Regions from separate parts of the Homo sapiens genome. Here region 2 is linked to region 1. Evidence: read pairs that join two places in POLR2A ChIA-PET (ENCODE). Cell type or tissue: HepG2. All regions are shown on one strand. Each heading gives the region's core, and the rest is flanking DNA. Links, peaks and the distances in the headings are about the cores only.

Region 1 (12,251 bases), core at 2,037-10,036:
AAAATGGGGAGATGCCAGCCATCTGGCTAGGGATGGGGAGACTAGCTTCTTAAGGTCAACCAGTCCCTCCCTTGTCTCTTGGTAGAAAGAACCCAGTCATCCAATTCAGAGTGGGCCTGCCCCATGGCATCCATTGCAACATGACACAAGAGGGGAGAGGAGGGCATTTCTGAAATGACTTAAGCTCTGGCTTGCTGAAATGGCCTGAAGAACCTTAGTCAGGGAGTGCAAGGTAGACAGTACGGGGGACAGGTTAGCAGAGATCGAGTCAGACTATAGTGGATTTCAGGGCCAAGAAGGCTGCAGCTACACTACATGTCCCTGTGCCTTCCAGCGGGAGAGGGGTAGTGGTAAGAGTGGCAGGCCAAATCTAGGCTCCCCTACTCTGCATCCTCAGACCTCCCCTAGCTCCTGTTTGAATCGGTCCCTCCATCCCCTTTCCAAGTCTTTGACTGCAGAAGCCTCTGGCTGCATCCTGGGCCCCAGAGATCAAAGACCTTGAGCTCAAGTCACGCCTGAGTCACTGGCTTGATGAGCTTCTCACCCCCACTCCCTGCAGATGGATTAATTTCAGTCCCATCAGGAGGCCCCGGAAGCCCTCCAGCCTGTCTCCCATCCTTCGGTATCTCCCTGGGTTGCCGTTTTCTCCCCAGTCACGGCCTCCCACACACATACTGAGGCCTTTGGGTGCATGCTGCAAAGAAACTGTGCTCCCCCAAGGCCACTGAGAAGTTCTTCTTGCAGTCTGACCTGCCTCTGCCTCCTGCTGCTATTCTCCCTTGGTGGCAGGTGACAGAAGTGCCCCACGCTCTTCCCGAATGTCATCACATCCCCCTCCCCCAGGTGTGACCCTGACCATTGGCATCCCCCTCCCCCAGGACCACCAGGAAAAGCAAGGCTGTCTGGGTACAGAATTAGGGGGCTTAGCTCAGATCCCTGCCCTGGAAGAAGACAAAGATTCTGTCTGTGTCTCTGGGTGGGTTAATTAGCTCTGGGCTTGAGTTTCCTTCCTCTCCCCACACAAACAACTCCTCCCCCCAGAGCCCCTTCCTAACAAACCTGTTTTCAGGAGCTGCCGCTGCCAACCCCTCCCAGATCTTCTTTGTGAATGTTGGCTGCTCCAGAGATTACAGGTTATTGTCTGGTGGAGACAGGATGCTGAGGGGGTCGGGGGCTAGCATCGGGACCTGGGCTTGGATGTAGGACTGGATCCAGCTGTGGGCTGGCTGCCTCCTTCCCCCACTCCACCCCCTCCCAGCCACCAGGTGCTCAGGTCGGTAAAGAGCCAGCTTTTAGGAAGAGGAGGGAGAGGAAGGAGTGAATGGAGAGGAGAAGAATGGGGCTGGGGGATCTTGGGTGGGCATGGGAGGGGTGTCAGGAGTTGTAGTGGATCAGGCCGGGTGCTGTGGCTCACACCTGTAATCCTAACACTTTGGGAGGCCAAGGCAGGTGGATCATTTGAGGTCAGGAGTTCGAGATCACCCTAGCCAACATGGTGAAACCTCCTCTCTACTAAAAATACAAAAATTAGCTGGGCATGGTGGCAGGCACCTGTAATCCCAGCTACTCTGGAGGCTGAGGCAGGAGAATTGCTTGAACCCGGGAGGCAGAGGTTGCAGTGAGCCAAGATCTTGCCACTGCACTCCAGCTTGGGTGACAGGGCGAAACACTGCTTCAGAAAAAAAAAAAAAAAGAAGTTCTAGTGGATCAGATAAACTCCCTCCTCTCCTTCCTGGCATCGCCCAGATAGCAGATCCAAGGGTCCAGGTACTAGACTAACAGTGGCAAGACACCTGGATCCCTGCTCCCCAAACCCTGCATGGCCAGTGCTCTTTGATAAAGTGGCAACACCTCTCTGAGGCTCAGTTTCCTCTTCAGCAACAGCAGTTAAACATAAGGGGATGGTGAGGAGAGGATGAGTGAGGCTGGGCAGGAAAACGGGCTCCTGCAGCAGCAAGTCCTGAGGCAAGAGGGCGGCAAGAGCCATCCAGCAGGCAGAGCAGGACCAGCAGCTCCTCCTTCCCTGGAGGTCCCTGTGGACAAAGTCAGTCCTTCCAACCCTTCACTTCAGTGTAAGAGGCCCCAGGCAAGGGAATCCTCTGTGAGTAGGGGGTGAGGGATGCTCCCCGATATCCTCCCCCAGTTCTTGGTCTGCACATTTGCCCCCACACTTCTCCCCTGGGGGAAGAACATGCCCTGTTCTTTCCACCTGTGGTTGGGATGGGGGAAACCAGAGAATGGGCAGCTCCTTCCTGGCAAAGAGAGACAGGGCCCAGGAACGACGCTGCTTTCCAGGCAGAACCAGGAGTCCCTCCCTCGCGCCCTCCCCTCCTGTCCCTCACATCCCCCCCTTCCCTCTGTCACTCTGGCTGGGTTTCATTTGCTCCTCGTTCTGCACTCCGCGGTGGTGCCTCCAAAGGCAGAGAATGCTCTTGGGTGAGTGCTGATGACGCCCGGGCTGGGAAGTGGGGAGAGGGCTTAGGTGAGGGTGGTCCTCTCCCCTCTCCCCAGCCCAATCCTTTCCTGCTATAGTTGGCCCCCAAAAGTTGTCTCTCAGAGACACCAGTAGCCAGTTACTCTCAACCCTTTTCCCAGGTGCAGAGCTGGGCAGGGAAGCCCCCACTCTGGCCGAGAACAAAGGTGAAAGAAAGGGTAGGAATGCTGGGGAGCTGGAGGTCCACCCTGCGGGAAACAGGGGTGCTGGACATCTGGGCAGATGCCTGTCCAGGGAGCCCATGTCAAAGGTTCCTTGTATCAGACCTCACCTTTAACTGCCTCTGAGGGGCCAGGGGAGGGGGAGACGTCCGAGGGGAGTGAAGAGAGAGCTGTTACTGCAGCACAGAAAGAGAGGGAAGCAGACAGAGGGGGACAGAAATCAGGGTGCCTCCTCCCTGAGATCCAGCCACTGCACTGGGGTCCAAATCAATGCTCCCCTCCCCCTCTTTATCTGTGGTCTCCCAGCTCACCTCTCCACACAGACGGTTGCCTGGCCTTTTTTGAGGGAGACAGCCATCACCCATCAAAGGCTATTTGGGGGAACCCTTTCCTTGGGGGCAAGGGCCTGGAGGCAGTGCGACTGGGGGCAGAGTTTATGTTGTGATTGGGCTTTGGAGTCTTCCTCCAGCTTGGGGGCAGTCTGCACATCCTGAGTGCTAGATGACCCAGAAGTGGCTTGGGGGCTCTGGAGAATGTGGGGAGGAACCCCCTGGCCATGGTGGGAGTGGGCATGCAGTGGGTCTTGGCTCAACCTCTCACTCTCCACTTTGGCTCTCTCTCCCCTGGACTCCCATATTCTTCGCAGAGTTTGGGTTTTTATCCATGATAGAAATGGCAGTGTCATTATTTGAGATGTGTTGTGTGCAGGCATGTGCTTCTGGGAGGACCCTATTGTCTGCCCCGTGACTTGGGGGTAGGGGGATGGGGAAAGAGTGGGAGAGAGACTCTGTTTGGAGATATGCTCTTTTAACTCCGATGCATTTAACTTTGTAAGGGGAGTGTGTGTGCACACCGGTCTCTGCATCTGCATATGGCTCTTTGTGTACATGCATCTATCTTTGTGAAGGTGTGTGCCACTGTGTGCCCATTGCTGTCCATGGTCTGTAACTGCATTTGTAGGAGTCTGTACGTTCATGTGCATCTGTCTCTCTGGGTATATGTATACACAAATATGTCTTTGTTGCTCGTGCCCATCTGTGTATGCATGCATGCTCTTGTGTGGCCAGTGTGCCTGCCTTTGCCTCCCAGCCAGCATGGGTATCTGTGTATCTTGGCATCAGTACCACCTCCATATGTATACACATCTCGTGTGTAGATAGAATACATGGTCTAAGTGTGGGGGGAGGTATGTATGTATGTGCCTTGATGTCTAAACCTGCCACTATCCATGGGTGATATGGGCCTCAGGTTGTGTGTCTCTGTGCTCGTGTGTGTGTGTCTGTCTGTCTGTCTTTTCCCATTATGGCAAAATAGCAGGATGTGGTTTTCCCAGATCTTCTCCCTTGGTGGCAGCCAGGGTGATGTTATTTCATAAGATTTCTGCTCTGTGCCCTGCCCCAGCCTCGGTTGGACCTTTGGGGGCAGCCTCTTCTTCTGTACTGGTCTGGCTTGCTCATACCTCTGACCACACCCCACCCTCTTGAGGCAGTTAGCTAATGAGCCATGGCTGCTCCAAGACACTTAAGGTGGCTGTTCCGCAGCAAAATGCCATCCAAGAAGACCTACCCCCAACCTGACCCTTTCAGGGTGCAGAATTCTAGACCTGAGGGCTGTGTGGTGCCACTCGGGGGCAGCTGTGGGGGCTGCAACATCTCCCTTCATTTGAGTGTAGCCAGGAGTCAGGCGGCCACACGTGTGTGTGCATGTGATTCGCGCTCCATCCCAGCAGCTCTGGGGCTGGGGTTCACAGTGAATGTCAGAGGCAGACGGTGGGTGGCACAGAGCAGTGCTGCATGGAGGATGCTGGGGCAGAGGAGTTCCCAGCAGCCACTGGTGGGGCTGGGACCTCAAATCAACATGCACCCTAGGCCTTTTGCAGAAGAGCAGCGTACCCAATTGTGAGGGGACTGGAAGGCATTTCTGGGTGACTTTGTGCTGTCTGGAAGGGGAGACTGGGTCATTGTCTGGACATGCCCTTGATCCACAGCAGCAGGCCAGCCCCCTCTCTGAATGGCCTCCACACCTAGCACCTCATTTGGTCTTCAGACCCATTTCTGTCCTGCCCTAGCCTCCTCCCCAAGTTGTAATTCCCACTTTACAGATGAGGAAACAGGCTCATAGCTAAGTGTCCAGTCCAAGGCCTCAGAGTTAAATATAACTGGAGCTCCATCCCAGGCCTCTGGACTCCACACCTCCACGTCTGCACATTCCTCTTGCAGGGAAGCTCCTCAATTCACCTCTCAGAGTAACGCAGACCGGGATGAGGGTCGGCTGTGTATCAGAGTTTTAGAAAAAGGTCACGCCAACCTCCCTCCCTCTTCCCCACTCTGTCAACCCCACTGCAAATAACTCACTAGGCTAAAACAATAAGCTTCCCAGTTCCAACTCCTCCGGAGGAGGCTTCCCACCAGGTGGGAAGGTCAAAATCCCCAGCATTCCCCTAGAGCCATCCAGCATCAGGCACTGCCCCCACCCACCCCAATTCTTCATGAACCTGCAGCGACCTGTCAACTTCCAGAGGAATCCTTGCTCTGCCATCCCACGGCCTGGAGTGCCCTTCCCCTAGTAAAAGTTCACTTACCCAGAATGCTGCGAACCCTAATTGACCCGCCCTGCAGACCTTCAGCTGGTCGCCCGCTCCTTCGTGATCCCAAAGCACTTGCTTCCAAACTCTCAGAACACTTTGCAGCCTCTACCGCGCTCTACCTGTCTGTGGCTTAGGCTGTGAGCCCCTCGAGGAACCCCGGATACATGCGCGGACCGAATGAACCCCGGCACCGCGCTGCCTGCGGTCTAGCCTCTGGCTCCTGCTGCCGCGCGTGGGGCGGCAGGGGCTGGGGGGTGGGGCCGGGGCCGGGCTGAGCGCGCTGGGCGGGAGGCGCCGCAGGTGGGCGCGGCCAGGTGAGCCCCGGGGGCGCCGCCCGCCCTGCCCGGGACCCTGGCCGGCGCTGGCTGCTGGCGCCTCTTCGCCCCCGTTGCCGCTAGTGGCTGCTGTCGCTCCGTGGAGCCCAAGGAGACCGCGGCCAGAGCGTCCACCGCCCAAGATGGTGGCTCCTGTGTCTCCGTGAGTGCGAGCGGACGGGGCGGGGGCGCCAGGCCGGGCTGGACGCCCCCTCCCGGAGCGGGCGGGACGGGCGGGCGGAGGCTCAGTGCCTCTGCGGGACCCACCGAGGGCTCTGTCACCGCGCGCCCCCCAGAGGAAGTTCCTCAGCCCTCCCCGTCCCAGCCCCCGGGAGGATGCGTGAGAAGAGGTGCAGGGGAGCCCCTTCTCACCAGGGCTGTCAGAGCAGGGGGCGCCCGGCCCTGTCTGCTGAGTGCTGGACTTCTCTTAGTGGGGTCCCAAAGCAAGGGGCCCCCAGGAGCCCGGGGAGGAGGCTCGGGACCCACATTCTGGGGCCACATGAATACTGTTTGAGGCTTACATGCCTTGGGGTCCTTGTCAAGTTGTTCCTGCTCCCATCCGGCTGGTCAGGGTGTGGAGAGAAATGAGAGGAGACCTGTGTCTGCAGCAAGTGTGCCCTCCTGGTCAGCCTTGGTCACAACTGGACCCATGGAGTTTTGTTTACACCTCACTCCACTCAGCCTGTTTCCTTGAGGTTGAGGTGGGGAGAATGTCAATGGAATTTGACCTGTTTATAGCAGCTCTGTCCAATAGAACTTTCTGGGATGATGTAAATGTGCTGTCCAATGCAATAGCCACTAGCCACATTGGCTACTAAGCACTTGAAAAGTGCCTAGTGTGAGCTGAATGCTAATGTTTTATTTAATTCTAAGTAATTTAAACAGCTGCATTTACAATAGCTGCAGTGGCCAGTGGCTGCTGTGTTGGACAGAGCCGTTTTAGAATCTCCACCTTCCTGGGCTCTACCTACCTGCCTTTTGTTCTGCAGAATGGGCAGGATAGGCAGCTTCGATGTACATGGAAAGGATCTGACAAAATTCCAGAAGGGCATCACCTTGCTTTTGCACCCCTCTGCCCCCATTCTGAGATCCTGTGCATAGTGGGCTGGGCAAGGTCATAGAATCACAGGATCTTGGGAGGAAAGGATGTCAAAGGCAGCTGTTTTAATCACCTAAAAGGTGCCCAAGGGCTGGCTCCACTGCCCTCTCTGCCTGGGAACCTGCTCTTTCTTATTCACTGCCCAACTGTGTGGTGCACTTGCTGGGTGTCAGGCACTGTACCCATCTCTGGGATTCAGACATGAAGAAGTTAGTTACCTTTCCTGCCCTCAGGGAACGTGCATGAGAAGGGGGGTGGAGAGAGGATGAAGCAAGAGAACTACACAGATAGAAGCAGAGATTTGTAATCTGTGGAGCATGGAATGGAGAGAACAAACAGGGAGCAATGACAGAAAAGAAGGGACTTCCTGGGAATGGATGGTTAAGCTAAGGCCAAAGGGGAAATGAAACAGGCCAGGTAAAGCATTGGGAGGGCAGCTGGGAATATTCTGGAAGAAGGGACAGCACGGGCAAAGGACCCGGGGGATGGGAACCTGGCACTCTGGAGGAACCCAGAGAGAAGGGTGGTGTTACTAGGAAGGAAGGGAGACACAAGTGGCCACCAGAGAGGTCAGTAGCCCTGGGCATTTGGCAGACCTCAAAGGAATTCTGGCACTGGCCTTAGAGGAGTGGGTGGTTGTGGAGGGGTCTAAAGCAGTATTTTTGTTTTTTTTTTTTTTGAGATGGAGTCTTGCTCTGTCTCCCAGGCTGGAGTGCGGTGGCATGATCTCGGCTCACTAAAGTGGTATATTTTTAAAAGCCCCCCTCTGGTTAAGAGAGGTTAAGAATGGAAACCCAGTGTGCAGTCAGGAAGCAACTGCACTCGTCCAGGCAAAAGATAAAGGTGGCCTGGACAAGGCCGCCAGGCAGTGGTGTGGAGAGAAGGGACAAGTTAGAAGTGGATTTTGGAGGAAGAATCAACAAGACCTATGGATGGAGCAGGTTCTGGATGTAGAAGAGAACAGGGATTGAAGGGCAGGTTTCTGGACAGGGCACCTAGGAAGAAGGATGGATTTCATTTCCTGAGACAGGGATGATTGGGAGAGGGGCATATTTGCTTTTGTTTTTGTTTTTAGAGACAGGGTCTCGCTGTGTCACCCAGGGTGGCTGGAGTACAGTGATGTGATCACAGTTCACTGCAGTCTCAAACTCGGGCTCAAGTGATCCTCCTGCCTCAGCTTCCCGAGTAGCTGGGACTATAGGCATATGCCACCATGACCGGCTAATTTTTTTTTTTTTTTTTTTGGTAAAGACAGGTTCTCCCTATGTTGCCCAGGCTGGTCTCAAACTCATGGGCTCAAGCAGTCCTCCCACCTCAGCCTCCCAAAAATGCTAGGATTACAGGTGTGAGCCACCACATCCAGCCAAGAATGGCATATTTATAAGGATAGATCAACAGTTCTGTCTAGGAACAGGCCGGGGAGGCAGCTGGATGGAGTGGTGTGGTGCCCAGGCTGGGTTTGTGTATTTCCCAGTGGTCTGCAGAGATGGTTCTGAAATGTTAGACAATTTGAAGTTGGGAAGGGGGGGAGGAGATGACCTCCAGAGGCCAAGGAGTGATGGACAGAGGAAGGAAAACCAAGGAACATGGGATCCTAGAAGCCAAGAGAAAAGAGGATTCCAAGGAGGGTGTGGTGAGCATCACCAAGTGCCACTCAAGAGTCCCAAGGGCCAGGCACGGTGGCTCACACCTATAATCCCAGCACTTTGGGAGGCTGAGGCGGGCAGATCACGAGGTCAGGAGTTCGAGACCAGCCTGACCAACACGGTGAAACCCTGTCTCTACTAAAAATACAAAAAATTAGCTGGGCATGGTGGTGCGCGCCTGTAATCCCAGCTACTCAGGAGGCTGAGGCAGGAGAATCGCTTGAACCCAGGAGGCGGAGGTTGCAGTGAGCCGAGATCACACCACTACACTCCAGACTGGGCAACAGAGCAAGACTCTGTCTCGAAAAAAAAAAAGTCCCAAGGAAGAGGGCCAAGAAGTTACGATTGCATCTGGCAGCCTTTCCTTGCACCAAACCAGCCGGCCCTGGAACTCTCCTCATCTGCCCTTGTTTTACCCACCTACTATGTGCTGGTTCCACACAGGGCACTGGTATACATGTCAAGTGGACAAGACAGTTACTGCAGTCTCAGAGCTTCAGATCGTCTAATTGGGCCAGGCGCCTGTAATCCCAGCACTTTGGGAGGCTGAGATGGGCGGATCATCTGAGGTCGGGAGTTCGAGATCAGCCTGGTCAACACGGTGAAACCCCGTCTCTACTAAAAATTCAAAAAAATTAGCCGGGGCCAGGCGCAGTGGCTCACACCTGTAATCCCAGCACTTTGGGAGGCTGAAGCGGGCGGATCACGAGGTCAGGAGATCAAGACCATCCTGGCTAACATGGTGAAACCCTGTCTCTACTAAAAATACAAAAAAATTAGCCGGGCATGGTGGCGGGCACCTGTAGTCCCAGCTACTCAGGAGGCTGAGGCAGGAGAATGGCGTGAACCCGGGAGGTGGGGTTTGCAGTGAGCCGAGATCGCGCCACTGCGCTCCAGCCTGGGTGACAGAGTGAAATTGCGTCTCAAAAAAAAAAAAAAAAAAAATTAGCCGGGCATGGCGGCATGTGCCTGTAATCCCAGTTACTTGGGAGGCTGAGGCGGGAGAATCGCTTGAATCCGGGAGGTGGAGATTGCAGTGAGCTGAGATCGCACCACTGCACTCTAGCCTGGGTGACACAGTGAAACTGTCTCAATTAAAAAAAAAAAAAAAGGAAAAAAAATATCATCTAATTGACAGTCTCAGAAACAAGAGTTCTTTCATGTGGCCAAAATGAATCCATTCATTTCTTTTTTAATGTGTTGGCATTGTTTTCTATTTTTATTTTATCTTTAAATGTTATTTATTTATCTTTTGGAGACTGGGTATTGCTGTGTTGCCCAGGCTAGTCTTGAACTCCTGAGCTCAAGTGATCCTCCTGCCTTGGCCTCTCGTATTTTTATTTTTAGTTTAAAATTTTATCTATTTATTTATTTTGAGACAGGTTCTCACAATTTTTCCCAGGCTGGAGTGCAGTGGCATGATCATAGCTCACTATAGCCTTGAACTCCTGGGCTCAAGTGATCTTCCCACCTCAGCCTCCTGAGTAGCTGGGACTACAGGCATACACCACCATGCCCAGCTAATTTTTTAAAAACATTTTATTTGTAAAGACAAGGTCTCCTTATGTTGCCCAGGCTGGTATGGAACTCCTGGGCTCAAGAGATCCTCCTACCTCAGCTTCCCAAAGTGCTGAGATTACAGGTGTGAGCCACCATGCCTGGCCCTTTCATTCTTTTAAACAACCAACTTTTACTGAGAGGTATCTGTGTGCCCAGCCCCAGACAGGGACTTACGAGATATGAAAATGAACAAACATGGTCTTGGCTTCTAGGAACTCAGTGCAGAGATATGTACAGAATCCCTGTATTCACCATATTGTGTCATGAAGACTCACGCATAGGGAGCTGTGGGGAACTAGAGGATGGCTACCAGCCCAGGTTGTGGGGATCAGCATGGCAGAAGGGATATCTGAGCTGCTCTCAGGCAATGAGTGGGAATTAGTAAGGAAAGAGGAGGGAGAGGGAATTCTAGGCTCAGAGGATGAAGGCAGGGACAAAGTAACAGCTTGGTGTCTACTGGGAATGCAAGCCTTCAGGATTGATTGGGCAGACAGGAATGGCGGGAGGCTCTATTAACAGAAGTATTCAGAGGCTGGGGAGGGCCTTGCTGGCTTGTGGTTAGGTGTGTAGACTTAGGCAGTGGGATATCAGTAAAGAGGTGGAAACTAGGGAGTGACACAGTTGGATCTATGTGTGAGCTTGCTGTCTCTGGCTGTTGGGTGAGGGATGAGTCTGGGGGAAATGACCATGCAGAGACCGAGGCAGCTGCAGTGATCGAGGTGATACCGTGAGGGCCTGAACTGGGCCAAGGCTAGGCAGCTGGAGGGAGAGAGACAGTACAGACCAGGGTCTCAGTACAGCCTTTGGGGTCAGGAGGTCACTCTGATTGAGCCTCAGCTACTTATTGCTTATGAATCCTGGAGCAAGCCAGTTAAAGTCACAGACCTCAGTTTTGTCCTCTCCAAAAGGATAATATCTCAGCCACAGAGAGTCATCTGGGTCTGACCCTGGATCGTTGTAAAGCACTTAGCACAGGGCCTCAGTTCACATTCCAGAAATGGTAGTTACATTTAGGCATGAAGACGAGGACACAGGTTGGAGAGATAATTAAAAGGTAGAGTTAAGGCCAGGCGCGGTGGCGCACGCCTGTAATCCCAGCACTTTGGGAGGCCGAGACGGGCGGATCACAAGGTCAGGAGATCGAGACCATCCTGGCTAACACGGTGAAACCCCGTCTCTACTAAAAATATAAAAAATTGGCTGGGCGCGGTGGCTCACGCCTGTAATCCCAGCACTTTGGGAGGCCGAGGCGGACGGATCACAAGGTCAGGAGATCGAGACCATCGTGGCTAACACGGTGAAACCCCGTCTCCACTAAAAATACAAAAAATTAGCCGGGCGTGATGGCGGGTGCCTGTAGTCCCAGCTACTTGGGAGGCTGAGGCAGGAGAATGGTGTGAACCCGGGAGGCAGAGCTTGCAGTGAGCCAAGATTGCGCCACTGCACTCCAGCCTGGGCCACAGAGTGAGCCTCTGTCTCAAAAAAAAAAAAAAAAAGGTAGAGTTGGCAGGTTTTGGCCAATGGCTGGACATGGCTTTTCAGTCCTGAACTGCTCATCCTGGCCTCGTGCCTGGGGAGGTGGCAGAGTGAGGGAGGTAGAGGCAACTGGCTAGCTGCCTTCAGTCTGAGGCCCCAGGTCTGGGCTACCCATCCCAGAACCACAGTACCAATGGGTATGAGTGTGAGTGTGTGTTCACCTGTGTGTATAAGGAATGGAGCTTTAGAGAAAGCAAATCTTCCTGTGTCTTGGAAAGAATCAGCTTTCTGCTGATTTCTTTTCTTTCTTTTTTTTTTTTTTGAGACAGAGTTTTGCTCTTGTTGCCCAGGTTGGAGTGCAATAGCGTGATCTCGGCTCACTGCAACCTCCGCCTCCCGGGTTCAAGCGATTCTCCTGCCTCAGCCTCCCGAGTAGCTGGGATTACAGGCATGTGCCACCATGCCAACTAATTTTGTTACCTTTAGTAGAGATGGGGTTTCTCCATGTTGGTCAGGCTGGTCTCGGACTCCTGACCTCAGGTGACCTGCCTGCCTCGGCCTCCCAAAGTGCTGGGATTACAGGCATGAGCCACCCCACCCGGCCGTCTTTTTTTTTTTTTTTTTTTTTTTTGAGACAGGGTCTAGCTCTATTACCCAGTCTGGAATGCAGTGGCGCCATCATGGCTCACTGCAACCTTTGCCTCCCAGGCTCAAGCAATCCTGCCTCAACCTCCCCAGTAGCTGGGACTAGACATGCACCACCATGCCTGGCTAATTTTTTTTTTTTTTTTTTTTTTTAGAGATGGGGTTTTGCCATGTTGCCCAGGCTGGTCTTGAACTCCTGGGCTTAAGTGAGCCACCTCCCAAAGTGCTGGGATTATAGGAGTGAGCCACCATGCCTGGCCTGATTTCCT
Region 2 (12,251 bases), core at 1,644-9,643, 110 kb before region 1:
GAGCTTGCAGTGAGCCGAAATTGTGCCACTGCACTCCAGCCTGGGCGGCAGAGCGAGACTCTGTCTCAAAAATAAAAATAAAAATAAAAATAAAAAAATAAATAAATAAAATAAAAGGGAGGCAAACAGGGCCCGGGGGGTGAGGTATTGTTCACAAGGGCACACATTTGCCCAAAATACAAATTCTTGCTTCTTTTCTTTTTTTCTTTTTTCAAGAAGGAGTCTTGCTCTGTCGCCCACGCTGGAGTGCAGTGGTGTGCTCTCAGCTCACTGCAACCTCTGCCTCCCAGGTTCAAGGAATTCTTCTGCCTCAGCTTCCTGAGTATCTGGGATCACAGGCACCTGCCACCATGCTCGGCTGATTTTTGTATTCTTAGTAGAGACGGGGTTTCACCATGTTGGTCAGGCTTGTCTCGAACTCTTGACATCGTAATACACCTGCTTCAGCCTCCCAATTTGCTGGGATTACAGGCGTGCACCACCACAGCCGGCCAAATTCTTGTTTCTTTGCACTTGAATAAGGGAATGAAAGAGCTCAGGGCCCAGCTGATGCGACTCTCCCTTCTGCCAACATTTCCTGAGTGCCTGCTTTGGGCCAGCCTTGGTGCTGGGCACAGAGAGCTTAGAGATGATGACACTTAGCCCTGGCCCTCAGGGAGACCCAGAGTATTGAGGGAGGCAGAAAGATGAACAGAGAGTGCCGCGCTGAATGGGGCTGTAAAGGAGGGATGTCGGTGCCTTCAGGTCCTCATTGTGCCTGGGTGGGGAGGAGTCAAGGAAGGTGGCAATGCCAGGTAGAAATGGCCTTAGGGACACAGGCCAGAAGTGATGGCACAAAAGAGCAGAGTGAGCGCTTTAGGGAACTGAAAGCGGCTCAATAAGCCCGCAGGAATGGGCATGTGAGTGCTGCGGAGGGAGAAGGCAGGGCAGGAAGGCACGACATGGGCTGGGAGGCAGCAGGCCCAGCTCAGGGATGGCCTAGAATTTAGATTTTATCCTGCTTAATGTTTAGACTGGGGAGTGGTGTGGGGATCTTGGAGGGAATGGGTTGGTGAGGTATCTCTGAGGATGGGATCTGTGGGACGTGGTAATCTCCTGCTGGTTGCAAGAGAGGAGCTCAGAGTGACTCCCAGTTTTCTGGCTTAGGCCAAGGGTGGGGATGGAGGCATAACAGGGGGAAGATGGGCTTTGGGATGAAGGTGAGAGTCCCGGGTCAGACCAAGAGGAGGGTATAGTGCCTGGGGGAGGTCCAGAGAGAGGCTGCCCGGTAGGTAGATGGGAATCAGCTCTTGGCTGGGTGCGGTGGCTCATACCTGTAATCCCAGCACTTTGGGAGGCTGAGGCGGGCAGATCACCTGAGGCTGGGAGTTTGAGACCAGCCTGGCCAACATGGTGAAACCCCGTCTCTACTAAAAATACAAAATTAGCTGGGCGTAGTGGTGCGTGCTTGTAATCCCACCTACTCGGGAGGCTGAGGCAGGAGAATTACTTGAACCTGGGAGGCGGAGGTTGCAGTGAGCTGAGATCGTGCCACTGCACTCCAGCTTGGGTAACAGAGTGAGACTCTGCCTCAAAAAAAAAGAAAAAAGAAATCAGGTCTGGACCCAGAGTTAGGGCTCAGGGCACTCAGGTAGTAGGGAAGCCATGGGGCCAGTTGCCATGATGCAGGGAGAGTGTGGAAAGTGAGAGTCCAGGGTGTTGGCTGAGGAAGAGGAGCCTGAGAGGAAATGAGGAAGTAAGCAGTGGGAGGAACCAGGAGGGAACCCTTCACAGGAGCCCAGGGGGACCAAGGGGAGAGTTCAACAAGCCAGGGTGGCCAAGGGGCTCCATATGAGGATGTGAACATGCAGTGTGGCCATAAGAGGTCATTGGTAGTGCCCATGGTCTAATAACAACTCTGCATTTTACAGACTGAGATACAGACTGGGATACTGAGGCCCAGCGAGCGGAAATGGGTTGCCCAAGGTCCACAGGGACTTAGGAGCCGAGCTGACTCCTGGTCTCCTGACTCCCAGTTGAAGGCTGACCCCCAAGTGATGGCTTCTGAACGATGGGGTTAAGTGACCAGCATGTAGCCACAGGCAGGGAACTGATGGGAGAAGACCTGGTCTCTGCCCCTGAAATTGGGTTGTGAGGTACATGCAGCAAGCAAAATTGAGGTTAGACACAGAGGTTGTACTGAAGGTCTGGAATGGGTGACTTCAAAGCAAGGGCAAGAGGAATTCTCTCTTTGAAGACAGCTCAGCACATTTGTAGACTCAAGTAGTAGCTGCAGGGGGATGGCCAGAATGACCTATGCCCCTTATGCAGTTACTGCGTGACTTCCCAGACGAGCTGAGAGCTGACATTGCTATGCACCTGAATCGGGAGATCCTGCAGCTGCCGTTGTTCGGGGCAGCGAGCAGGGGCTGCCTGCGGGCCCTATCGCTGCACATCAAGACCTCGTTCTGCGCTCCGGGCGAGTACCTGTTGCGCCGTGGGGATGCCCTGCAGGCACATTACTATGTCTGCTCCGGCTCGCTTGAGGTGCTCCGAGACAACATGGTGCTGGCCATCCTGGGTAAGGACACCGTCACCCTCTACTACCTACCCTGGAACCACCCCCCGCAACCCCCACTGAGGACTTGGGAATGGCCAGGATTCTAGGGAATGGGATACCCCTCGTGGATACCTACAGTTCCTGCTGAGGAGTACTCTCTCGGTCCCTCCGCCCTACGACCATCGCCTTTAGACAATTCCCCCTAATCCCCTTGGGCATCCCTCAACCCATCAACCCTTCCCGGTGACTGTCCCCCAGCTCAATTGATCCTTTCCCATTGCTCCACTTCCCAACCCCATTGACCTTTCCCCAGTGACCCTAAACTCCATTCACTTTTACCCTCTAACTGACCTGACCCCTCCGGCCATTGTGATTTTTATCACCCAATTCCACTGATCGTTCCTCTGGCCCTACTCACTCCCACTGACTGTCTCCCAGCCTTACCAGTCATTCTGCACTGACCTTTTCCCAATTCCATTGGTTATTTCCACCAATCCCATTGACTGGCCCACCTTCAACCATCCTTCAAACACACTGACCACCCCTCAAATCCACTGAGCACCTCCAGCTGATATCCTTTCGTTCTCACTGCCCCAGCTGACTGTCCCCATCCCTTACCTACAGGGAAGGGGGACCTGATTGGAGCAGATATCCCTGAGCCGGGGCAGGAGCCTGGGTTGGGAGCAGACCCAAACTTCGTGCTAAAGACCAGTGCTGATGTGAAAGCTCTGACCTACTGTGGCCTGCAGCAGCTGAGCAGCCGAGGGCTGGCTGAGGTCCTGAGGCTCTATCCTGAGTATGGGGCTGCCTTCCGGGCTGGCCTGCCCCGGGACCTCACCTTCAACCTGCGCCAGGGCTCTGACACCAGTGTATGTACACCCCTGATGACCGCCATCCTTCCAGAGTCCCTTCCTCCAAAGCAGACCTCCCCAGCCTGAGAGTCCCATGAACCTCCCTCCACCCTAAAAACACATGCCTGAAGCCCAGGCACCCTCCTCCATTGCCCCTTACCTGCTTCATACCTTCCAACCCCGCTGACACTACACTGGCCATCACCCAGGCCCCTGGCCGTCTCTCATCGCCATCTACTCCCAACTCTACTGCCCCATCTCCTGCTGACCACCCCTCAGCCCCACCCCAGACTCCTGACTCCTTCAAAGGACCCTCCCTTTGTTTTTGTTTTTGTTTTTTTGGGTTTTGTTTTTTTTTTTTGAGACGAAGTCTTACTCTGTCGCCCAGGCTGGAGTGCAGTGGCGCGATCTTGGCTCATCACAACCTCTGCCTCCTGGGTTGGAGCAATTCTCCTGCCTCAGCCTTCCGAGTAGCTGGGATTACAGGTGTGTACCACCACACCCTGCTAATTTTTGTATTTTTAGTAGAGATAGCGTTTCACCATGTTGGCCAGGCTGGTCTTGAACTCCTGACCTCAGGTGATCCACCCACCTCGGCCTCCCAAAGTGCTGGGATTACAGGCATGAGCCACAATGCCCGGTCTTGTTTTCGTTTTTGTTTTTTTTTGAGACAGTCTGGCTCTGTCACCCAGCCTGGAGTGTAGTGGCGCCATCTCAGCTCACTGCAACCTCCGCCTCCCGGGTTCAAGTGATTCTCCTGCCTCAGCCTCCCAAGTAGCTGGGATGACAGGCATGCATGCCATGCCTGGCTAATTTTTATATTTTTAGTAGAGATGGGGTTTCGCCATGTTGGCCAGGCTGGTCTCGAACTCCTGACCTCAGGTGATCCACCCGCCTCAGCCTCCCAAAGTGCTGGGATTACAGGCGTGAGCCACCATGCCCAGCCAGGCTCCTCCCTTTAGAAACAACCCCCTCATGTGCTCCTCTTTCAAGCCCCTCTCTGGACGGGGCATCATGCCCTGGGGGTTCCTCTTCTCTCACCAAATGTCTCCTGAGTCCACTTTGTTTTAGGCTCTGGGCCAGGCCTGTACATTACACCTTGGGCCTTGGTCTTTTGCTGCTTTTCAGTCTCACTTTGATATGCAGTGTTTGTTTGAGTTAGGGTTATAGTTTCTGACTCAGCTCCACAAAAGACTCCACATTCTCAACCCCATAACACTGTTGGGTGGGACAGGGAGGGTCTGCGCTATGGCCGCGGGAAGGCAGGAATCAGCTTGAACTCTCCTATGTCCCCACAGGGCCTCAGCCGCTTTTCCCGATCCCCTCGCCTCTCCCAGGTAACACCCACTTCCTGGGTGGGGTTGAATTGCCCTGGGGAGAGGGTGAGATGGGTAGCAGCATCCCCCTTTCCATGGATGGGGAGCTGCATCCGCCGGCGAAGGCTCTTACTTAATGAAGGGGTCTGTTGTTCACTGTCCTGCGACATCAGCTGCCCCCTCTGCCCGCAGCCCCGCTCAGAAAGCCTCGGCTCCTCCTCAGACAAGACGCTGCCATCCATCACAGAGGCCGAGAGTGGCGCGGAGCCTGGGGGTGGTCCCAGGCCCCGACGGCCCCTCCTGCTGCCCAACCTCAGCCCAGCACGGCCTCGGGGCTCCCTGGTCAGCCTTTTGGGCGAGGAGCTGCCCCCATTCTCAGCCCTTGTCTCCTCTCCTTCCTTATCCCCATCCCTGTCCCCTGCCCTGGCTGGCCAGGGCCACAGTGCCTCCCCTCACGGCCCCCCCAGGTGCTCTGCTGCCTGGAAGCCCCCTCAGCTTCTCATTCCCCCACTGGGAACCTTTGGACCTCCGGACCTCAGTCCCCGGTGAGACGCCAGCCTCCCCTGCTTTCCCAAAACCCCTATTGGCTTCCAGAACCTTCTCTGGGCTCTATCCCTGGCGTTCCAAACAGTGCTACATTCCGTCTCTGCCCGTGTGCCCACCGCACCCTTCCAACCACAGCTTGCAACCCCAACCCACTTTGACTGCTGCTCTTGCTCCGCCCCCTGGCACTGCTGCCCCCAGTCCCCCTCTGTCTGCTCTGCTCTGGCCCTTACCCTCACCCCATGGTGCTGATGAGCACTGCCCTGTTCCCAGGATAGTGGATGGCATTGAGGACTCTGGCAGCACAGCTGAGGCCCCTTCATTCCGATTCAGCAGGAGGCCTGAACTGCCAAGGCCCCGCTCCCAGGCGCCCCCTACAGGTAAGGGCCAACAGTGGACTTCAACCCCGTCATCCATCTGCCCATCCACCTGTCCATCCATCCCATATGTAGTAGGGGCCTACCATGTGCCAGGTGCCATCCTGGGAATACACAGATAAAACAGACCTGGCCCACGCTCTTGGAGTAAGTCTAGCAGGGAGACACCTCTGTACACAGATAAACAATTCCAGATGCTAAATACCATGACAGACAAGAACAGGACTCTGTGGTAGAAGAGGAAGGTGCTCACTCGACTTCCTTGCAGAGGAGGGGATGCTTGGGTTGCTTCTTAAAGGGTGGGTGGGATCTTGAAGAGTGGAGCAAAACAGTTATTGAGCTGGGCATGGTGGTTCATGCCTGTAATCCCAGTACTTTGGGAGGCTGATGAGGGTGGATCACCTGAGGTCAGGAGTTCGAGACCAGCCTGGCCAATATGGCAAAACCCCATCTCTACTAAAAATACAAAAATTAGCCAGGCGTGGTGGTGCACACCTGTAATCCCAGTTACTCGGAAGGCTGAGACAGGAGAATTGCTTGAACCTCGGAGACAGAGGTTGCAGTGAGCTGAGAGCACACCACTGCACTCCACCCTGGGCAACAGAGTGAGACCCCATCTCAAAAAAAAAAACAAAAACAATTGTTGAAAGGCATGAAAACCAGAGGGATGCTGTGTTCAGACACCAAAGAGAAGCTCCGTACCAAGATGGGGCAAGGGGCAGGATGAGGCTGGAGAGTTACACAGGGGCCTCAGAACCAGGCTAAGGAGTTTAGGTTTCCCATCTTACAGACCCTAGAGCTTTGTCTCCCCCTGCTCTCCGCCTGCCCAATGACAGGAGGATTCCAGCCCAAGTTATAGGCTCAGGTATTAATGCTCCATGAACTCACCTGCATCCCTTCACCCTGCAGGGACCAGGCCCAGCCCAGAATTGGCCAGTGAGGCTGAGGAGGTGAAGGAAAAGGTTTGCCGGCTGAACCAGGAGGTGGGTTGGGGCTGGCTCAGAGACGTGCCTGATATAACAGCATTTCAGACCCTACACGTGGCTCACTTGAGGTCAGGAGTTTGGGACCAGCCTGGCCAACATGATGAAACCCTATCTCTGCTAAAAAATACAAAAATTAGCCAGGCACCTGTAGTCCCAGCTACTCTGGAGGCTGAGGCAGGAGAATCGCTTGAACCTGGGAGGCGGAGGTTGCAGTGAGACAAAATTGCGCCATTGCACTCCAGCCTGGGCGACAGGGCAAGACTCTGTCTCAGAAAAAAAAAAAAAAAAAAAAGAGAGAGATATTCACGCTAGCTAGATGACCTTGGGCAAGTCCCACAACCACTCTGAACTTAAACCTTGGGCAAGTCCCACAACCGCTCTGAACTTAAACTTCCTCATCTAAAATGGGGAAATAGTAATATGTGCTTCCCAGAGTTTTAAGGATGAAATGAGAGTGCATATGTGCCTGGTCCAATCCCTGGCATGTCATAGGCACTCCGTACCAGTTGGTTTCCTTCCTCCCCGACTGGCTCAAGTTTCCCAGCCTGATAAGAGCATCTCTTCTCCCTCCACCACTGTAGGACTCTTTCCTGCCCAGGCCCTACCTCTTTCCCTTACCCCAGCCGTGGGTAATGAGTGCTAAGCAGATGCAGGGGCAGGGGACAGGGAGGCTGAGAGGCCTTCAGGCCTGGGGGACCTGGATCCAGATGTCTGAACTCTGTCCAGGAAGAACCTAGATTCTATATGCTGAGGCTCAGCCTCTGCCTCCTCCCCAAGGGATCTCAGAGTTGTCACCGCAGAGCAACCAGGCCCAGCCCCTGGGAGCCAGCCTTCCCTGTGTTCTGATAAACATCGGGCATCCCAGAGGGGCGGTGCCTGGGCTGTTTCAGGCCCTGGGGCCTGAGCGGGGCTGGCTCTTGTTCAGCAAGCTTGAGGGCAAGTCCGCTCAAGGCCTCAGGCATCCCTCAATTCTAGGCCAGTGGTTCCCAAACAAGTATCTGTCAGAACTACCTGATAGGCCGGGCGCGGTGGCTCATGCCTGTAATCCCAGCACTTTGGGAGGCTAAGGTGGGTGGATCACGAAGTCAGGAGATGGAGACCATTCTGGCTAACACGGTGAAACCCTGTCTCTACTAAGAATACGAAAAAAATTAGCCGGGCGTGGTGGCACACACCTATAGTCTCGGCTACTTGGGAGGCTGAGGCAGGAGAATCTCGTGAACCCGGGAGGCGGAGCTTGCAGTGAGCTGAGATCGCGCCATTGCACTCCAGCCTGGCAACAGAGTGAGACTCCATCTCAAAAAAAAAAAAAAAAAAAAAAAAAGAAAAAGAAAAAAGAACTACCTGACAACCTATTAAATGCAGATTTCTGGGCCTCTTAGGATTGGGAATGTCTGGGGCGGAGCCCAGAAATGTGCCTTTTCAAAAGTTTCTTAGTTGATTCTCTAGTCGCTGAAGTGTGAAAAGCACTGATAGAGACCCTTGAGCTTGTGTGATGGGATCAGCTGAGAATAATAAGGCTGTCACTTCACAGATGTGTGGCCTCTTTGAGCACATTTTTTAACATCTTGGGAAAGCTCGCGCGCGCGTGTGTGTGTAGGGGAGGAATAGCAATATCTGCTGCCCCAAATCCTTTCTGGAAAGAGACTGGGGCATTTTCCATCTAGGCAAAAATAACCCTCATCCTGCCTTTTTCCCAGGGTGGCCATGAGCAGAAAGTGGCTGCGAAAGAGCTTTGTAAACTGGAGAGGGGGGTGCACCTTGTTATTACTGTGGCACCTGTGAAACAACTCGATGTGTTTTCAACAGATCTCTCGTCTCAATCAGGAGGTGTCTCAGCTTAGCCGGGAGCTGCGGCACATCATGGGCCTGCTGCAGGCCAGGCTGGGTCCCCCAGGCCACCCAGCAGGCTCCGCTTGGACCCCAGACCCTCCTTGTCCACAGCTGAGGCCACCATGCCTCTCTCCTTGTGCGTCCAGACCACCACCCAGCCTCCAGGATACTACGCTTGCTGAAGTTCACTGCCCAGCCAGTGTGGGGACCATGGAGACAGGGACTGCGCTCCTGGACTTGAGACCTTCCATATTGCCCCCCTACCCCTCAGAGCCTGACCCTCTGGGACCCTCTCCAGTGCCAGAGGCCTCACCCCCAACCCCAAGCCTCTTGAGGCACAGTTTCCAGTCCAGGTCAGACACGTTCCACTGACCCTGGCCCAGGGCCCAGGCCTGTCTGGGGTGGGCGCTGCCGCTCACCACTCAGGGAGGACCTGGGCCCCTTGGCTTCCTGCCTTGGGGTCAGCAGCCACCAGCTGGCCTGGTTGGCTCTGGATTTCTGGACTTTTTAATGAAGCGTGGTTACCTCTGACGCTATTCCCTTTTCCAAGCCTTCCCCAACCTCCCCCTCTGTGAGGGGAGCCACCTGAGGGCTGTGGAACCCAGCAGGCATGAGATGAACCGCAGTGCCCATTGGGCTGGGCAGATGAGATCCTACTTTCTCCCCAGGACCTGGAGGCAGGTAGAGATGGGGGAGCAGAGGGGATGGGCAAGGGACCCAGCTCCAGCCTAGGACATGAAGGGAAGACCAGACAGGATCTTAGCGTCTATAGCAAGAGAGACAGGTTGTAGGATTTTGCCTGAAGATAGCTTAGTGATATTGTGAGGTCTTCTGTCTCAGCCCCTGGGTCTCTGCTGAAGACCTTAAGAGCAATGTTACCTAGAGAGGGGTAGGTTTGAGATGTTGCTTGGAATTTGAGCAACCCATGATTTCTTAGGCCGCCCACCATGAGCCCAGGCTGGAGAGGCTCACCTCATCCCACAGCCCACACAGGAAACAAACGGATGGCTCCAGATATGTACTCTTCGGCTCGCGCAGCATTATTTTCAAAATATGAGTTAGTTCCAATATTAAAAATGAGACAGGGCCAGGTGCGGTGGCTCACGCCTGTAATCCTAGCACTTTGGGAGGCCAAGGCAGGCGGATCACCTGAGGTCAGGAGTTCGAGACCAGCCTGACCAACATGCAGAAACCTCATCTCTACTAAAAATACAAAATTAGCCGGGCATGGTGGCACATGCCTGTAATCGCAGCTACTCGGGAGGCTGAGGCAGGAGAATCGCTTGAATCCGGGAGGCGGAGGTTGCAGTGAGCCAAGATCGCACCACTGCACTCCAGCCTGGGCGACAGTGAGACTCTGTCTCAAAATAAAAAAAAGAGACAGGTTATATAGGAATACAGATATTCCAATTTCTCTACAAAATGTAGCACTGGGCACAGTGGTTCATGCCTATAATCCCAGCCCTTTGGGAGGCCGAGGTGGGAGGATCGCTTGAGTCCATGAGTTTGAGATCCACCTGAGCAACATAGCGAGACCCTATCTCTATAAAAAAAATATATATATATATATTTTTTTATAGACGGAGTCTCACTCTGTCACCCAGGCTGGAATGCAGTGGTGCAATCTCAGCTCACTACAAGCTCCGCCTCCTGGGTTCATGCCATTCTCCTGCCTCAGGCTCCCAAGTAGCTGGGACTACAGGCGCCCGCCACCACACCCGGCTAATTTTTTGTATTTTTAGTGGAGACAGGGTTTCACCATGTTAGCCAGGATGGTCTCAATCTCCTGACCTCCTGATCCGCCTGCCTCGTCCTCCCAAAGTGCTGGGATTACAAGTGTCAGCCACCGCACCCAGCCTATAAAAATATTTTTTTTTTTTTGAGACGGAGTCTCACTCTGTCGCCCAGGCTGGAGTGCAGTGGTGCAATCTCGGCTCACTGCAAACTCCGCCTCCCGGGTTCACGCCATTCTCCTGCCTCAGCCTCCCGAGTAGCTGGGACTACCGGCGCCTGCCACCACGCCCAGCTAATTTTTTTGTATCTTTAGTAGAGACGGGGTTTCACCATGTTAGCCAGGATGGTCTCGATCTCCTGACCTCATGATCCACCTGCCTCGGCCTCCCAAAGTGCTGGGATTATTTTGAAAAATATTTTTCAAAATATTTTTCAAATTAGCCAGGTGTAGGCTGGGCATGGTGGCTCACGCCTGTAATCCCAGCACTTTGGGAGGCCGAGGCAGGTGGATTACCTGAGGTCTGGAGTTCGAGACCAGCCTGACCAACATGGAGAAACCCCATCTCTACTAAAAATACAAACATTAGCTGGGATGGTGGTGCATGCCTGTAATCCCAGCTTCGCGGGAGGCTGAGGCAGGAGAATCGCTTGAACCTGGGAGGTGGAGGGTGCAGTGAGCCGAGATCGTGCCATTGCTCTCAAGTCTGGGCAATAAGAGTGAAACTCCACCTCAAAAATAAATAAATAAATAAATAAAAATTAGCCAGGTGTAGTGGTGAGTGCCTGTGGTTCCAGCTACTCCAGAAGCTGAGGTGGAAGGATGACTTGAATCCAGGAGTTCAAGACCAGCCTGGGCAACATAGCAAGACACCCCCCCCACCCATCTCTATACAAATTAAAAAATTAGCCAGGTGTAGTGGTGTGTGCCTGTGGTCCCAGCTACTCTGGAAGCTGAGGTGGGAGGATCTCTTGAGCCCAGGAGGTTGAGGCTGCAGTGAGCAGTGATCACACCACTGCACTCCAGCCTGGGTGACAGAGTGAGACCCTGCTCAAACAAAACAAAACAAAAAAAACCTCAGGACATCAGGCTACCGTGGGCCAACATTCCATCTGGCAATAACTGGCAATCAGCTGGGCTGGGTGGCCACTGTCCTCTTTAGATGGGATCTGCTCTGCACTCTACTTCGCAGTCACCACGTTTCTTGATCATCTCCCGACACCCAGCTAGCTTCCCTTGTTTGAAATTTTTGTTTGGTCTCTGTGGGTATTTGAGTTCTCAAAACTTGAGTGTCCATCAGAACTACCTGAGATCCTATTAAAACGCAGATTCTGCCAGGCGCGGAGGCTCAAAAAAATAAAAAAATAAAAAGCAGATTCCTGGGCCTCATCCAATTTGGAATGTCCGGGGTGGAGCCCAGGGGTTGAGTTTGCAACCTCTGCCTTACCTAACAGTGTGTTCCCAGGTCCCTGTGCCCAACAGGTGCTTTTTGGGCCCAGTAATGTCTGCTTCTACTCCTAGGCGTGGGTCTGTCAACATCTCTGTTTCTGTCTCTCTGCAGGCTGTCTCTCAAGGTGGTCTCTTCTGCTGCTAGCAACTCAAAAATCCCAACAGCACTCCCTATCCTTTCCCTGACCCCAGACCGCTGCCAAGCCTGTTCTCCCCCATTACAACATGGTCTCACTCAGGGCCTGGACTGCTCCAAAACTCGCCCAGGTCTCCAGCTCTCCTCTACCACCCAACACCCTGGGCTCACTTTTGGATAGGAAATAAACTCTTTATTTTTGTAGTTATTGGCTCTGGGTGTTTCTGGGGGTTACTCTGAGAGCCCCAGGGCTTTGGAGGAGCCAACACAGCAATCACTCCCCACCCTCACCTTCGTTGTACCCCAGGGCCCAGTTGCTATCTCTAGGAAGGGCAGAGGCACCAGCCAATCTACTTGGCACCACATTCACACCACCAGGGGCCCCAGGGTTGAGGAAGAAACTTAATTAGTCACTATGGGCCTATTATACCCCCTTCTCTCCCCTGCACCCCAGTCACAGCCATGTATGCACACAGTATGTGGGAAGGA

The links. Peaks named below come from ENCODE experiments on the same cell type or tissue, not always from the same donor. Only the 100,000 strongest peaks of a DNase experiment are listed, where the experiment ranks them.
Region 2: POLR2A ChIA-PET joins it to region 1 with 5 read pairs; 5 of 35 experiments call an interaction of 5 or more read pairs at or near these places.

The regions. Positions count from the first base shown.
Region 1 is chr17:42,044,025-42,056,275 of GRCh38, reverse strand. All of the region lies in intron 2 of ZNF385C (zinc finger protein 385C), which reads left to right. It overlaps C17orf113 (chromosome 17 open reading frame 113), which reads left to right and starts at 5,675. Exons shown (of 3, transcript NM_001358661.2): 1 at 5,675-5,719. RefSeq lists an enhancer at 4,396-4,897 and silencers at 5,517-5,586, 5,667-5,866. In HepG2, for the core only: a CTCF peak has its summit at 5,639; DNase peaks (open chromatin) are centred at 5,675 and 6,256; H3K4me3 peaks cover 2,022 bases.
Region 2 is chr17:42,156,606-42,168,856 of GRCh38, reverse strand. It overlaps KCNH4 (potassium voltage-gated channel subfamily H member 4), which reads left to right. Exons shown (of 17, transcript NM_012285.3): 10 at 2,311-2,560; 11 at 3,164-3,408; 12 at 4,689-4,727; 13 at 4,899-5,251; 14 at 5,523-5,629; 15 at 6,536-6,609; 16 at 8,422-9,126; 17 at 11,739-11,966. The coding sequence ends at 8,817. It overlaps RAB5C-AS1 (RAB5C antisense RNA 1), which reads right to left. Exons shown (of 3, transcript NR_187282.1): 3 at 11,934-12,251. Among named protein-coding and RNA genes, the nearest start is that of RAB5C, 7.7 kb to the right of the region's middle. RefSeq lists an enhancer at 8,739-9,409. In HepG2, for the core only: CTCF peaks have their summits at 5,628 (motif pointing left) and 6,485; a DNase peak (open chromatin) is centred at 5,616; H3K27me3 peaks cover 223 bases.